Regions from separate parts of the Mus musculus genome. Here region 2 is linked to region 1. A link is a loop called in an ENCODE intact Hi-C map of the cell type or tissue named here. Cell type or tissue: heart. All regions are shown on one strand. Links, peaks and the distances in the headings refer to the core of each region. The heading gives the core; the rest is flanking DNA. Region 1 has its middle 16 kb from the start of Gm31630. Region 2 has its middle 32 kb from the start of Gm41020.

The links. A loop is a pair of places that touch in the nucleus more often than their neighbours do. Peaks named below come from ENCODE experiments on the same cell type or tissue, not always from the same donor. Only the 100,000 strongest peaks of a DNase experiment are listed, where the experiment ranks them.
Region 2: it touches region 1 in a loop (2.0-fold over the local background); 4 of 42 quality-filtered maps call a loop at or near these places.

The regions. Positions count from the first base shown.
Region 1 is chr13:92,862,498-92,870,835 of GRCm38, forward strand. No RefSeq gene overlaps it. Among named protein-coding and RNA genes, the nearest start is that of Gm31630, 16 kb to the right of the region's middle. In heart, for the core only: a CTCF peak has its summit at 4,386 (motif pointing right); no DNase peak of the experiment used is centred there; H3K27ac peaks cover 251 bases.
Region 2 is chr13:93,226,608-93,234,945 of GRCm38, forward strand. No RefSeq gene overlaps it. Among named protein-coding and RNA genes, the nearest start is that of Gm41020, 32 kb to the left of the region's middle. In heart, for the core only: no CTCF peak of the experiment used is centred there; a DNase peak (open chromatin) is centred at 4,584.

The DNA of each region.
Region 1 (8,338 bases), core at 228-8,227:
GTCCAGGTGGAGAAATCAGTATCGTGGTTAAAAAGCAGAGGATGAAATCAGACAAGTCATCAAGGGATTTATCAATGATTAATCGTGGTTAGGAGCTGAAGAAAAATAAGATGGAAAAAGACAATGGATTCGGAGTTTAAAAGCCAGGTTTAGTTTAATATGCCAGGATGGTGATTTTCAAAAACTTGATTTTTATTCTGAAATATTCTTTATTATAACGAAGCTAGAAGTGTGGATGTTTCTATGCACTTTTTAAACTTATTAAAATGTATAGGATAATGGGAGCTGAGGGGATGGCTGAGTTGGCAAGGTGCTTGATGCACAAACATGAGGACCTGAGTTTGAATGCTCATCACCCTTACAAAGCACATATCTGTTGCCCCAGTAATGGGGCATAGAGACCGGAACATCGCTGGGGCTTGCTGGCCATCTGGTCTACTTGGCCCAGTGAAGCTCCAGGTTCATTGAGAGTCCCATATCAAAACATTAAAGTGGAAAAGCCACCAAGGGAAATTCAATGTTGATCTCTGGCCTCTACAAGCTCAGGGACCTGCACATCTACAGATGTGTGCATATACACATGGACTTGTGCATGCTCATGTGTACACACAGACAGAACGATGCATAGAATACCAATAGAAAAAGCCCTGGAGTAGTTCTTATGAATAACTTCAGTTAACTAATTGGTGTCTGTTTTTCCAGTCTCCTCCTTTTTTCTTTATGTCCCCCTGACTCCTCTCTCTCCTCTATATATCATAACCTCATGGTATTTGCTATTCTGCAATAAATTTTGAATAACCAGAAAGTCCCTATAGGTCATTTAATACATTCAATGTTCCCATGGTTTTCAGTGACAGTGCGAGGTTTCATTGTCTAGATGGGGTAGTGTTTGGTTTTATCCCTTCTGAGGGCCAGTGAGGTTGGCTCCTCTTGCAGTGGTCTGTATTGCCTGCGCTAAACTGTTTCTCAGAAAGATTGTACCATTTTACATCCCCCACAGCCCTGTGCAATGGAGATCTTATTACTGCAGCCCTACCAGCTTCACATACTGTGTTTTTTTTTCTTTTTTACTAATTTGGTACAAAGTAGCATTTTAATTATTTAATATATAGTCTCAGTAACTAACAAGATAGAATATTTTTTCCATGTTTCTGTTCTTTGAATTTCAGTTGCAAGTTACTGTGTAGAGAATACATTCAAGGCTTGTCTTGGAGTTGATTTTGTTGGGAAACAGTAGAAACTTTTAAGGGGTGCTGCCCACTGGGAGGCACACACCGTTAAAGGGGATGTGGGACTCCAGCTCCTTGCTCCCTTCTGCTTCCTGTAGTATGTGTTCTCAGTATGATGTGTCTGTGTGACATTGCCTTGTTGCAGAAAGCAACAAGGCTTCATGGATAGAAACCTCTGAAATCAGCAGCCAAAACAAAAGCATAGTCTCTAGCAATTGATCATCTCCAGTGTCTGCAGCTTGAGTGTCTATCCATCCACTGTCTGCATCAGAGGCAATCACTTACCCTCTGAATCCTGCTCTGCCAGCTGTAGAGTGGGGTTTCGGTGAGGAACTAATGGGCTAATGCATATTACAGATCCAGATGTGGCAAGTACTCAGGGGTGTTTGGAAGGAAAGAAGCTTATCTGGGTGTGTGGGTGCCACAGAATCTCGGTCTGTGTGAATGTGGACAGACATGGCCTTCTCCGAGATAGTTTTCAGTGAAACCGCTCACCTTTATTGGGGACAACAAGGGCTATATAAACCTTGGGGAGTGAGCGGCTAGAGGTCTTGGGGCTGGGTGTACATTATTACCTGATGCCGAAGTTCTGGGAACTTTTTTTTTTTTTTTGCATGAAGAGGAATTCCAGGTGCTTGCTGGGCATGTCCTTATAGGGAGAGAGGAAGTTAAACCTGTAATCTGGCCACCAGGCTATGTGACTTCCTCAAGGGTGGCAGAGGTGGGGTTTACACAGGCTACATGGCCCAAGCATGCAGACCCAGACCAAGGAGGGAAGTCATACTCCTGCCAGTCTCAGGGCAAGATCATCAGGGTCTGAATGTATATGCATCTCACTCTTGCTCCCGACTGGCTCCCTTAGTTGCACATCTTTCCAGCCCCACCGTGGTTTTTCTCTTCACAGTCTTTGCTGAATAGAGAAGCACTTGGAGCATCAAGACAGCTCTTTGTTATAGTCCAACATCTGGAGCTCAGAACAGAAGGTACTCAAGGAGTTTTGGATCTTTTGTTTATTCTGAGACAAGGGCTCACTCTGAAGCCCAGGCTGGCTTTAAACTCACCATCTGCCTGTCTTATTTTCCTCCACACTGAATGACAGGAATCCGCCATTGCATCAGGCTCTGAGGTTTTTGAGAGAAGAATAAGATTTGAAAACATGTTGAATAATATCAGAAAAGAGTAGGGAAAGTTGAAGCCAAGAGCCAGTGAATCACAACGGGCCCAGTGGCTTCCTCAGAGTCTTGCTGCTAACATGAAATATTTGAATCATATTTTTGAAGTTTATCAAGGCGTGGTTTCTTACTGCCTGGCTAATCAATGTAAAGCAACTGTGTTCAAGGCTGAATCTAACTTTAAGAAGTGGGGTAGTACATTTTTTTTTAATTTTTGCAAGCTAAATATTTTAAGTATGCAAGGAAACATGACTTATTAAAGGTATTAATAATTAACTATTCTCTAAAGTGGATACTAACTCAGTTTCTTCCCTTTGGCAGCATTAGGGTTCAAACCCAGGCCTTGTACATCCTAGGATGTCTCCAGCCCTTCTACCTCACTTTAAAAAAACCTTATTAATCTGGACATCACATGTCTAGATTTGGCCAAACTGGGAGCATAAGAATATATGTGCAATGAGACTATTATCATATTTTAAAAAGGTAATAACTGAGAACAGTCTGAAAAAGTATTTCCTCAAATGAGGAAGAGAGAATTGGTGTCAGGCCTTGTATTCAGCACGCCCTGTATCTTGGGGAGAAGGAGTCAGCATGTCGCTAATGAGATTTGCAGATGGCTTTAAGTTGAGAGGCATTGTAAACAGCAGGGATGACTGAGACATGATACAAGAGGCGCTGGAAAGGTTAGGAACATGGACAGGAAACCAAATGATTCATCCTGGAATAACGCAAGCCAATCTGACATCTGGCGCCAAACAAGAAGAAATACAGATACACTGCAGAAGAGACGAATGTGGAAAATAAAATAGTCACCTCAAGACTACTGGAGGGGCATTGGCAAGAGGAGAGCACAGGCCGGGAAGAGGGAACTAGATGCTGTTAAATTCCCATGTCTGTCCAGTGCTTTGCTCGCTGAGTACTCCTTGACCACAGTTAACCCACTCTATGTATGGAGAACAAGTCATAGTGTTTCTCTTGAGGACTGATTGTTCACGGGAGCTCCTTCCTTCATGAAATAAAAGGCTGGCCTCACTCTAGCTGTTCCTGATGCTGCAGAAGATTAGCAGTATAGGGAGAGAGTCATTTGGAAGTAACGGGGATCTTTAAAAAGGGTTAGTAGGAGAGGTCACTTACCACACACTTACTGGACTCTTTCCAGGGTTGATGGAACAACTTCCTAGCTATTCCCGGCAGCATCCTGGCCTGGGAATCTGCCTTAAATGAAAATAAGATGCATTCTCATGATGGCTGTACACAGGTGATCTGTTTTTTTTTTTTTTTCCTGGTGGCGACCCTCTTCCCATCTTCAAGTGCCCTCATGTTAACCCCAAGGAATAGCTCCCATCCCAGCCTTCTGCTTGGCTTGGCTCACCTAGTCTCCTCCCTCTTACTATAAAGGTATAGTGAGTGTCTGTGCTCCCTCTACATTCCAATGAATCAAATAAAAATCACTGGTGATGGTGGCTAATTTATGAATCTCTGGCTTTCTCTTTTTATACTTCTCATTTTTTTTTCTGTTATGGGGACTTTATACATTAGGATCCGGTTTTTCTAATATTGTGTCATAGTGAGGACTGTGTGGGGATGAGAAGGAAAAAGATGGATTTTGAGCAAGGATGTACCTTCAGCAGACACTATTGCTCTATCCATTCCTCATCCTGGGGAGAGCAGAGCTGAAAATGAAGGAGACATGGAAGGAGCAAGTTGGAAAGCAAACCCTTGGGAGATACATCCATGGATCACATCACAAGTCTGAGGCTCAGTATATCATTTGTTCCTGGTAATATTTGCCTTTTAACCTCTCTGTATTTGTTCATTTCACACCCCAGTGGAGATATTGAGTCAGCTTTTGCATATAAAGAAGCTTATTGTTCTTAAAAACTTAAAGAACTCATTCATTCATCTAACACATGTTTCCTGAGTGCCTCTAGGGATCTTGCTACACAGGATCCTACTGTGAACACAGCTAGTCTCTCTGGCCTTGTGGGACTGACATTCCAGCAGGGGGAGACAATTAATAATGGACACAATAACCAAGCATGTTGCATAGGAGCATAGGATAATACAAATGATCAGTGCTAGGGGAAAGATGTCGAAATAAAGACCTGGGGAGGCTGAGATGGGGTGAGTTATGATAGTAAACATGGCAGATAGTCATTGTTTTCTGAAGAAGGCATTTGTACAGAATTGAGATTAAAGTGTGGGCTTGGTCTTCTTGATAGCGGGCGGGGCGAACAGTAGAGTTTCTTGGGCATATTTGAGAAACAGTGAGGAGTCTAGAGTCTAGGCTCTTTGGAACAGAGTGAGCAAGCAAAGAAAGGATTTAAGGTCACTGAGCCAAGGAGGGAGAGCAGACTAGGCAGGAGAGCACGTGAAAGCCTTTATGTAGCGTTGGCTTCCTGCACCCCATATGCATGTGTAAGCATGTGTCTGTGTGCGTAGGCACCTGTGAAGGGTAACATATGCTACCACATGTGTGCACATTTCTGTGAAGGTCAACATCAGCTCTAGATGATTGGTGAACCTAGAGGTTACCAATGCAGCTAGACTGTCTGGCCACAGGATTCATCTTGTCTCTGCCACTCTAATACTGTGATTACAGAGTTATGCTACTGTGCCCAACTTTTTGGTTGGTGCTGGTGTCTGTATCAAGTCCTCATGCTTTTGAGGTATGCACTTTCTGACTGAGTCACCCCCACATACACACACATCATCTAATTGCTTTTTTAAAGGTTTATTTAAGCTGTGGTACTGAGGATAGACAAGAGGATATGTAGGCATAGATGCTGAGTATATTCCAGTACTGTAAAACCAAGGCAGGAGCAAGTGGAGATTGCATGGTGAGTATATTTTGCCAGCACTATGGAGATTTAGATGTGCATTGTAAGAGAAAGAGAAGAGAGATGATTTCAAGATTTTTTGGCATGAACACTAGATGGATCAAGTTGCTTATTAACTGAGATAGAAGTGGGAGGGAAGGTGGGGAATGGGGAGCATGTGTATAACAGCTGAGGAAGAGAGACTGGGAATCTTTCTGACGTGTGTTTGAGTCGGTGTCTATGCAACACCCAAGAACAGAAGTTCAGTGAGCACAATGTCTAGGTAAGCCTGGAGTCCAGGAGGGACAAACTAAAGAGCCACAAGTGCATTCAAAGATATCATCCAAAATCACGAGGCTGGAGGAGATTTTCAAGGATTTGAATTACAGAGAAAAGAAGCTTAAGTAGTGAGCCCTGAAGTGTTCCAGTCACTCAGCGATCATGGAGAAACAGCTGAGGCCTGGTGCCATTGAAGACTGAGATAGGACAGAGAGTGACCAGCCACACTGGAGGCTCAGAAGAGGCCCCCTGAGGCTTGGCTATGCAGCTTGGCAAAATGGAGGTCATCGGTGACCTCCATGATCAGTTTTGATGTCAGAGCACAAGGCTAATGGGAGCTGGTTTAAGAAAAACCAGGAGGAGGGGAATGGAGAAGGAACTTGAGCACTGAAGCAGGGCTGCAGTGATCTTTAGAGGAATCTGTATGTTCTCTTCAGGAGGCGCAGTGGTCACATTAGAAAGTTAGAGTCATGGCTGCAGAAAATGTTGAGGGAATTCTGTGAAGAGTGAGGATGTATTAGGGAAAATGCAAACCAGGGTCTTGGTATCATCCTCTCTCTTACTGTTTCTAGCCAGTAAGTCACCTAGGCTCTTTGGTTCCTCACCATGGTCTTTGCTTGCATAGAAATAGCACACCTTTTGCATGGCCCTGGATTTGTTGCTCCAGATCCCTGAAGCAGAAATGCCATCAGTCTCCCAGTTTCTGCATGAGACTCTACCTTCCCAAACCACTCTCCACACTGCTCATATTTCCAAAATACAGAGTGCTCATCCTGCATCCTTGCTTGGTGCCCTTAATGGCTGCTCATCACCCCCTAGAGACACTTGATTCTCTTAGTCTAGCCTAATGATTCCCTCACCTTCTGGCTTGACCAGCCACAAAGCCACCTTGATCTCCAATCACTCCAGGCTTTCTTTGAACTCTTTGGATAAGGAAGCCATAGTGATTGATAGGAGAAGCCACTATATCAGCTTAAGAAGGCAAAGCAGACCATTGATTTTAAGCTCCATTAAACCAGAAACAAAAGGTCCTTCTCTTGGTTCCAGTATTGTTTATGGAATACCAGATATTTTTTATCTCCTCTTTTCTAAGACGTGTACATAACAACTCTGCACAGAGTTCTGTGGCCAGCCTGTCTGCCTGGCTTTGAGACTCCTTGTAGCCAATCATACTTTACTTCTTTGTACACTTCCCCTCAGCTTTGCAGACTAACTGTGTGGTGAGACTCTGAAGACTGACATTTCTAGCTCAAGTATCTCTTTTGAGATCTGAATCATAGTCAAAGATAGATGCTCCAGAGTCCATAGCAACCCCAGAGTGGTCTCTAAGCTGACTGATCTTCACCACCCAGATATTTCTCTTTCTTCTCTCAGTAGATGGCGAGCTCTCAGCTAGTGTAGTTTTTCCAGAGCTGACTAGACTCACAAGCTTCAGGGGTCCCCCTGTCTCTGTCCTCCTAGGGCTGGGGATATTGGTGCAGGCTGCTGCAGCTAGGGTTTTATGTAGGTTCTGGGAATCCAAACCCAGTTCCTCATGCTGCATTGCTCTCCCCAAAGATCTGGAAAGTCACTTCTTCATTTCAGTGGGTAAGAAAATCTACTTTCAGAGCAGGCTGTTGTGGTATAGAGGCAGGAAGACCAGGAGCCCACGGTCATCCTCAGCCACACAGTAAGACAGAGGCCAGCATTGGCTACAAAACAAAAACAACAACAAAAACAAACAACTCCACCTCAAACACTCTGTACCCCAGCAATTAAAAACAAAACCTATATATGTGCAATGGTCAAAATGTTCCCGAGATAGTAATTTGTTTAGTCTTCACAACAAAAATTTCAATTTGTATATCTTTTAAAGTAAGCGTCATAAAAGCAGAGGTCTTCATCACATCCTCCCGGCATCTACCTGGCATTGGGCACACAGCAGTAACTTCATTACACAGCGGGGTGGGCTGATGGGTCAGCAAGTGATATGTAAGAAATGAGTGTGTAAGAAATGAGTATTGAGCGAAGTTTCATCTCTTTAGGATGAGCTAAATGGACTTGTAACAAGTAGTGAGTGTTACATAATTCATGCTTTCAAAATTTAGAGAATTCTCAAATTCATTTTAGAGAAGGACCTCATGGAATTCTAGTGAGCATACCCCCATCTTCTAAAAAACTCCATCCAGACTTTCACACTCTGCTCAGCATGTCAGACCAAGGATGGGACTGACTCCAGCCAGGCAAATTGATCTCTCCCTGTTCAGAATTTAGAATCAGGAAACAAGCAAACAAAAACAGGTCTATAAGGCATCCTCCGTCATCCACTCATCAAATATTTTTGAGCATCCATGATGAAGTACTCGCTGTAGACATCACGACAGACGAGGCGTTTCATGTTCTCTGGAGCATGCCTGTGGGTGAAGCTGCTACTGCAGTTCAGCACGTGAAGTGCTGCACCGGGGAAGAACAAAGTACCACAAGGGCCTCTAATGCAGAGAGGGAAGGCGGGGAAGGCTGTGCGGGAAGGGTGACCTCACAGAGGGGAGAAGGCTCCATAGATCCAGAGGGAGCAGTCTGTGTGCAGTAATACAAAATGCAAGCAGGGATATCCAGTCTGGGTCCTAAAGGTGAAGAGAAGGTTCTGGAAGGAGAGTTCCCCATCACGAAGGCTTTGTCAGCCTGACCCAAGTTTAAAATTTCTTCTAAAGGCTGTGAGGGCTCTTGACAAAGATTTTAGCTGAAGAGTGATATAATCCTACTGGGTCTAGAAAGATCCTCCTGGTCTTGCTAGGGAAAGACGTATCAGTGAAGAGATGGTTGTAGAAGTCTAGATAAGAGAGGAGGACAGGAGTAGGTT
Region 2 (8,338 bases), core at 152-8,151, 360 kb after region 1:
GTTTATTCTCATGATTTCCCTCCCTGCTTCACAAATAATTGAATCACATGCTGTAGCCACTGTTTTTGAAATGTTGAAAAATCAAGCTTTTAATTTGTAAACTGATAGTCATTATATCAGTATTGGGTTATGGTTTACAATTGCTTGAAATTGTTCCTGTTTTAGATACTGCTAATTCTCAAATTTTACAGTTATTTATACAAATACAGCTTAAATTAAGAAACATGTACTGTTCCTTACTTTATAGGACATTTAAGAGCTCACAATGGATGGCGTGGACCCCTTAGGGCAATGTCACAGCAGATTTGTATAGCAGGCAGATTATAGGATTTACAGGAACAATTAGACAAACAATCTCATTCCTTACATCATAAAAATAGTAATAGTTTGAGACAACAACTTGGTATTTCTAGAAAATATACATGTTAAGTTGTAAAGACTTGTTCTCAGTGTCCTCAATTTCTTCATGTACCACATAATGGTGTTAATTCTCGAGGACTCATACCTAATCAATTATGGTAAATGAATGTTACTCATATTTTCTTATTATCCTAAAGGACAAAATATCGTGGAACAGGCCCATGGAAGTTTAAAACAATATCTTCATAAAATAAAAAAGGGGGGATTATATCCCAGTACACCACAAACTTATTTAAATCGTGCTTTTATTTTAAAATTTTAAAAGAAAGTCTCTGAGTGTGGGAGGAGCAGCTACCTGTGCTTCTGCCCTGGTTTTGCAAGGAAATAATTATAAGCTCCTTAGAATGGCAATAGATACAGATATAGAAAGAATAGAAACCTCTATTTCCCATTTGCAAGAATCTCTAACCTCCTTGTCTGAGGTAGTCCTTCTAAAGAGGAGAGGGCTTGATCTTTTATTCCTCCAGCAGGGAGGACTATGTACAGCCCTCCATTAAAAATGTTGCTTTTACAGTGACCATTCAGGAACAGTAAAGGATTATTATTATTATTATTATTATTATTATTATATATTTTCTTTATTTACATTTCAAATGTTATACCCTTTCCTGGTCTCCCTCTGAAAACTCCCTCCCCTTACTCCTTACCCCTCCCCGCCCCCTGCTCACCAACCCACCCACTCCCACTTCCTGGCCCTGGCATTCCCCTACACTGGGGCATAGAGCCTTCACATGACGAAGGGCCTCTCCTCCCATTGATGACCGACTGGGCCATCCTCTGCTGCATATGCAGCTGGAGCCATGAGTCCCACCATGTGTACTCTTTGGTTGGTGGTTTAGTCCCTGGGAGCTCTGGGGGTACTGGTTAGTTCATATTGTTGTTCCTCCTATGGAGCTGTAAACCCTTCAACTCTTTGGGTCCTTTCTCTAGCTCTTTCATTGGGGACCCTGTGCTCAGTCCAATGGATGACTGTGAGCATCCACTTCTGTATTTGCCAGGCACTGGCAGAACCTCTGCGGGAATAGCTATATCAATCAGGCTCCTGCCAGCAAGCACTTGTTGGCATCCACAATAGTGTCTGGGTTTGGTGATTGCATATGGGATGGTTCCCCAGGTGGGGCAGTCTCTGGATGTTCATTCCTTCAGTTTTTGCTCCACACTTTGTCTCTGTAACTCCTTCCATGGGTATTTTGTTCCCCCTTCTATTTGGTCTGCCTCTTCTTGAGTTTCATGTGGTTTGTGAATTGTTATTTGGGTATTCTGAGCTTCTGGGCTAATATTCACTTATCAGTGAGTGCATATCAAGTGAGTTATTTTGTGATTGGGTTACCTCACTCAGGATGATCTCCTCCAGATGCATCCATTTGCCTAAGAATTTCATAAGTTCATTGTTTTTAATAGCTGCTTAGTACTCCACTGTGTAAATGTACCACATTTTTTGTATCCATTCCTCTATTGAGGTACATCTGGGTTTTTCCCACCTTTTGGCTATTATAAATAAGGCTGCTATGAACATAGTGGAGCATGTGTCCTTATTACATGTTGGAACATTTTCTGGGTATATGCCCAGGAGTGGTATTTCTGGGTCTTCGGGCAGTACCATGTCCAGTCTTCTGAGAAATGGCCAAACTGACTTCCAGAGTGGTTGTACCAGCTTGCAGTCCCACCAGCAATGGAGGAGTGTTCCTTTTTCTCCATGTCCTCACCAGCATCTGCTGTTACCTGAGTTTTTTATCTTACCCATTCTGACTGGTGTGAAGTTGTTTCTTAGGGTTGTTTTGATTTGCATTCAGTAATAGTAAAGGATTCTATGGCTAATGTTTGAAAAGGACTAGCCAAAAGGAAAAGAGAAAAAGGACAGAATCATGGATGGTTTGAATCCCGATTCTACACTTTCCCACGGCTTACAACTTTAATTTCTACACTGCTTGGACCATTAATTATAATTTTGTTGCTTTTAATTTTTGGACCTTGTAACTTAAACAGATTGGGTGCCTTCACACAGGATCGCTTTCAGCAAGCTCAGCTATTCACGGTGGCAGTTATTTATCGCTATAAAGAAATTCATTGAATGCATATTCATATGCCCTTCGTGGCTTTGCTCTGAATGGGAAAGAGTACACTATAGGTAGTCAGAGACTGAGAAAAATGTTCTTGAAGCTGGGCACTGGTGGCGCATGCCCTTAATCCCAGCACTTGGGAAGCAGAAACAGGTGGATTTCTGAGTTTGAGGCCAGCCTGGTCTACAGAGTGAGTTTCAGGACAGCCAGGGCTATACAGAGAATCCCTGTCAAAAAACAAACAAACAAACAAACAAAAAAAAAACAACAACAACAACAACAACAAAAACCCAATAGATAGATAGATAGAGAGAGAGAGATAGATAGATAAATGAGTGTTCTTGAACTCCTATCAACCTGAAGTTTAGGTGGTGATGACTCCAGCAGGCTATTTATCATCCAGTACTGTTTTAGGTCTGCTGGGTTCTTTGTGTTTTCATAAGACACTGAAAATTACATTATCAATTTTATGAAGAACTGTGTTATACCCTTTATATATGTTGTATCATATATTATATATTGTTCCATTAAGAACTTTTTGCTTTGCTCATTACTTTATCACAAGGAATATTTATTCATGTACAAAGTATTTATTGAATGTCTGGTATTCTGCCATGAGTTTGACAAAATGCCTCTGGGAGATGGAACTATCGACATTTTCACAGAAAATCATTGATTTAAGAAAAGGACCCTGGACAAATTGCTGAGGATAAGTTCTCTCTCTCTCTCTCTCTCTCTCTCTCTCTCTCTCTCTCTCTTTCTCTCTCTCTCTCTCTCTCTCTCTCCTTCCTTCCCTCCTTCCCTCTCTCACACACATACACCTTGCAAGACTCAGGGAACACCATGAACATGACTTGGCCATTCCACTCATAAGCCCCCACAGCAACAAGGTCAAGTCAGCCAAGAATTCTATCATGGATGGGAGAAGGGCCCAGGAAGCTCCACCCCTGCCTGAGAAGCTATTACTATTTGGTGGCCTCTAGGGGATGGGATATCATTTTTTTTTTCTGTTCTGCAGGCAACAAGAACTAGATTCAGTGAGAAGAGAAGGAGGGGTACTTATTGACTATGTCTCAGGGGAGGGGACTTGGGATGGATGTGATCAAAAGATATTACATATATCTATGAAACTGGTTGTGTGTGTGTGTGTGTGTGTGTGTGTGTGTAAAAGAAAGAGGCCAGTAAGTTTACTCAGTATCTAAAAGGCATGTGGTGACCTGAGTTCAATTCAGTCCCTGGCCCCCACATGGTAGAAAGAGAGAACCAGTTCCTTCGGTTTGTCTTCTGCCCTGTGTACATGCTATGGCATGTGCATACACACACAGTGTAAAACAAAGACAAAAGGAGGGAAAGGCAAGAAGGGAGGGAATGGGAACCAATACCTTAGAACCAATCAAAACTGCCCTGGATCCTGGTTTCTTTGTTTGCTAGTTTATAATCATGAGCAAGTAATTTAATTCATCAACCTAATGTGAATGTAATCAGATGTTTTATGTGCAACTTTTTTTTTTTCCTCAAAAAGATACCCTGAAGTTTGTTGCCCAGCATTTCTGAAAGTGGCCTTTTCTGGACACAGAGCAGAGGGAACTGAGTTCAAAGGAGGTCATAAAGCAAGACCTCGGTATATCTGTTCTCTCACTGTAGAGGGAAGTCACACAGGGAAAGCACTATATGAGGCTGAGAGCAAAATTCCAGATGATGCTTCTATGACTCAAGGATGGCCAGCAAACTCAGAAGTTAGAAGAGAGGCATCGGGCTAGCCCACCTTCACAGCTCTTGGATTAGATAGAACAGGTGCCCAAACCAGAAATGACCTCACATGGGTTAAACATGAGAGTTACCGGATGGTTCTGATGTGGCTCACCCAAGTAACCTTGTCTGTCTAGTAGTTCTTGTTGTTGTCAACCTAAGGTAAGCCGGATCCTATGTGTCTGGAGTTCACCTGGTAGATGAACAGAGAGGATGACAGACTGCTCTAGCTAAATTGGCTTAACTGATCCTGTAGTGTACTGTTTGTGATGATATGCAACGTTGCTGAAGGCCCGCTGCAGGGTGTGGATCTCCTTTCACAGGCATCTGGCTGGTGCACTGCCAGCTCACTTCCCCAGCTGTTGTTTTGTCTTGTTCCCTAAATTCTGCTTCTCTTTCCAGCTTGACACTGACTTCCTCCAGGGAACTTCCTCTATAACTCTTGAACCTCAAGCTGAGCAAACACACAGTGGGTTCTTACTAAGCACTGTAGAAGCAGCGTAACCTTCTAAAGAAGCTAATCAATCAGGCTAAAACATTTATGTGAGACGGCACAACATAAACCATGGAAGTTGGGTCCACTCTTCCTTTCTTAGCTACCCAACCCACAGATTGCAATTGTTACTGGATTGTTGTGCTCAAGTACACTTTTTTTATTTTTTTCAAATATGTATTAAAAGGTAAATTTATAATTAAGTATGTTACTGTAGGGGTATTTCCCCATAACTGTTTGATTGGCTAATAAGGATAACAAGAAACTAATCGATGGGCAAAGATAAGGAGGCAGGTTTTCTGGTCCAAGAGAGGAAGAGGACAAGAGAAAAAGGAAGGGGTCTTTTGGCTGTGAAGACAGAGGATGCACAGAATGTAGGCCAGGGAAATGTTAGGCCTAGTGATGGCCTCTGCCACTAGAAGAATTCCAATATGAAGGATACCTGCTTGGCAGTTTAGCAAAGCCAACCAGAGGAATGGGAAGACAGTGTACAGGGCAAGGAACAGACAGAGACTGGAGCAGCTTGGCAAAGCTAGCAGTTGAGATCATTGTGGGCATCTAGCTGGAGCAAGCCTGGAATTATTTTAAAATTACACCTGCATGTGACCAGCAAAAGATTTCTCCCTTGTTATTGTTTTCTCCAAGGAAATAGTTCAGCCAAGAAACAACAACCCTTTTAAGCAGAAGTTCATTTAGTAAAACACAGTATGTGCTCCAGAGAAAGACTGGAGTGAGCTGATCTTTAGGGAGATGGGTAGCAGCCCATTGGGTTCTGCACTGTAGATTTTAACAAAGTTTTTATGAATGTTTTTAAGGTGGGTGGTATACATTCATGGTGGTAAGATGATCGATCCTCTTGCCTTCCAAGTTGTGGTAGACCAGATCTCCCTTTTAAGGTATTTCTTCCTATGAGCCTCTTGAAAACCAAAGCTACAGTGTAAATGATACAGAAATGAAACCAAAGTATGTGGGGAAATGCAGACCCACCATTAGCACAGCTTGTGTCTGGACAGACCACATCAGGCCAAACAGTTCCATGTGAGGTTTATTGTAGGAGAAAAGGGCAAAGGTGGCAGCAAAGAAAAAGGGGGCGGAGAGAGAGAGAGAGAGAGAGAGAGAGAGAGAGAGGTCAGAGGGGTCGGCCTTTTATTTAGATAGTGATGTAACTGTCGTAGATAAAGGTGGGAGGTGAGCAAAGTGGATTCTGGTGGGAATGTGTGACGGTTGCCTTGGCAATAGATGTGCAGGTCCCTGTTGCCGATGTGTGATGTCACGGGCTTCAGAGTTGATCTGCAGTGCTGATACCCTGATGCCAACATGTGGCAACTGAGAAGCTCCAACTCGATTGAAAGTTTCAATTGAATTGTGTGGAATTTGGCTTGAGTGACACAATTTTAGTTAGGTCTGGTCAGTTCAGTCAAAACTCAGCCCAAAAACTGGTCTTAAGGGTCAGTGAGATGGCTCAGGGGCTAGAGGCACTTACTACCCACCAGTACAAGCCTGACAATCTGAGTTCAGTTCTGCGTTGTCACAATATAAAGGTGGAAGGAGTATACTGATCTCACACAGTTGTCCTCTGACTTGCATATATACATCTTGACTTGTGTATCTCTCAACAATAATAATTAATTTAGAAACTAGTTCCCCATAATTTCTTTCCCCATTAAAATTTAATATATTGTAGCCATTGTCATTGTTTCTGTATATAAGCACATATGTATAATGTGATTTTATATAGTCACTTAGTGTCATAACTTATATCATATATCTACACTGGGATATTTAGGTGTCTCCGGGCTTTACCATTGTAAATAAAGATACAATGCACACTTTTGTGCATATATTGTGTATGTTGGGAGTGTTTCTGTTTTGCTAAAGATTCAGATTTGTAATTACCAGGGTACATTATAGTGATGCTCAGTGTACTGGCTGGTTTTGTGTGTCAGCTTGACACAAGCTGGAGTCATCACAGAGAAAGGAGCCTCCCTTGAGGAAATGCCTCCATGAGATCCAGCTGTAAGGCATTTTCTCAGTTAGTGATCAAGGGGGGAGGGACTAGCCTATTGTGGGTGGTGCCATCCCTGGGCTGGTAGTCTGGGTTCTATAAGAGAGCAAGCTGAGCAAGCCAGGGGAAGCAAGCCAGTAAGTAACATCCCTCCATGGCCTCTGCATCAGCTTCTGCTTCCTGACCTGCTTGAGTTCCAGTCCTGACTTCCTTTGGTGATGAACAGCAATGTGGAAGTTTAAGCTGAATAAACCCTTTCCTCCCCAACTTGCTTCTTGTTCATGATGTTTGTGCAGCAATAGAAACCCTGACTAAGACACTCAGTAAAGGACACTCAAGAATATTCAAGTTGTAGTATTAACTCTTGTTACTCCTACTCTGTGAAACTCCAAGCAGGTCACTTCAGGTCTCTGAAATTCTGTTAGTTCCTTTGTGGGTGGGGGGCGGGGAGAAGGTACTATCCCAGTTTGTTAGTTTGTGAATATCCAACGACAAAATAATGCATCATGGTTGTTTTATGCACAAGTTTGGTGTGTGTGGTCTGTGTATGCCCTCTCATTCCTCATTGTTTGGTTTGATTTTCTCTCCCCACTCTACTCCTCCTCTTCCTCTTCTCCTAAGGTTTACAGTGATCAAACAAAGGACTCACCTAACACATGCACACCAAGGGCAAACAGTCCACCACTGAGCTATAGCCACCTCCCAGTTTGTCTTTAATAGGAGTTTCTCCTTAGCTTCTTCATGGTCTGCTAAATTCCATTAAGTGGCATGCAAGTTTTTAGTGGTTTACTGGAACTGACCTCCTTCAAATATCTAACATGGAATTGAGTAGGAGAGTATTATTGAAATTAAATAAATGAATGTATTATATGGAAATAAATGTTTGTGAGGGTAAACTCAGAATCTCATATTTGAATATATTTTGAAAAACATGAAATGGCTTATAATAATAAACAATACAGAATACCTGTAATCCCAGCACCGAAAGGGAAAATAGAACATTAGTCAGTCCTTGCTGCTATGATGGAATGTTTGCAACAGTTAACCTGTAAATGGAATTTGAATCAGGGTTCTAAAGGTGCAGTCCAAGACTGAGCAGCTCCACTGTTTGCTCTAGCAAGGGCAGTGGTCATGACAGAACTGTGTAATGAACAAACCGCTTATATCATGAGCTAGGAAGCAGTGAGAAAGAAAACAGGCCAGAGTCCTACAACCAACCTTCCAATGAGCAAAGGGTCAGAAATGGTTGAGCATGACCCACAATATACCTGCAGTGAGCTGAGAACCTGCTGTAAGTCCCTATTGCCTAAAGGCTTTACCATGGTCTACTGGTACCACCCTGCATGCCAAACTTTAACACATACCATCTAGGACATATTCCACATACAAATTAGATCAAATGCATGGAAATTGTCTGCCCCAGATGCTTATAAAGACGTAGGCAGGAAAGTCTACACACCCATGTTAATCAAAGCAATCAATTATGAACTGCCTGCCAATCAGTTAAGAAGGTGTTTCTATGGCTACAATCAATTATGAACTACCGGCCAATTGGTTAAGGTGTTTCCATGGCTACTCTTGTTACCAAAAGCCCAGAGCTGGAAGTTTTGC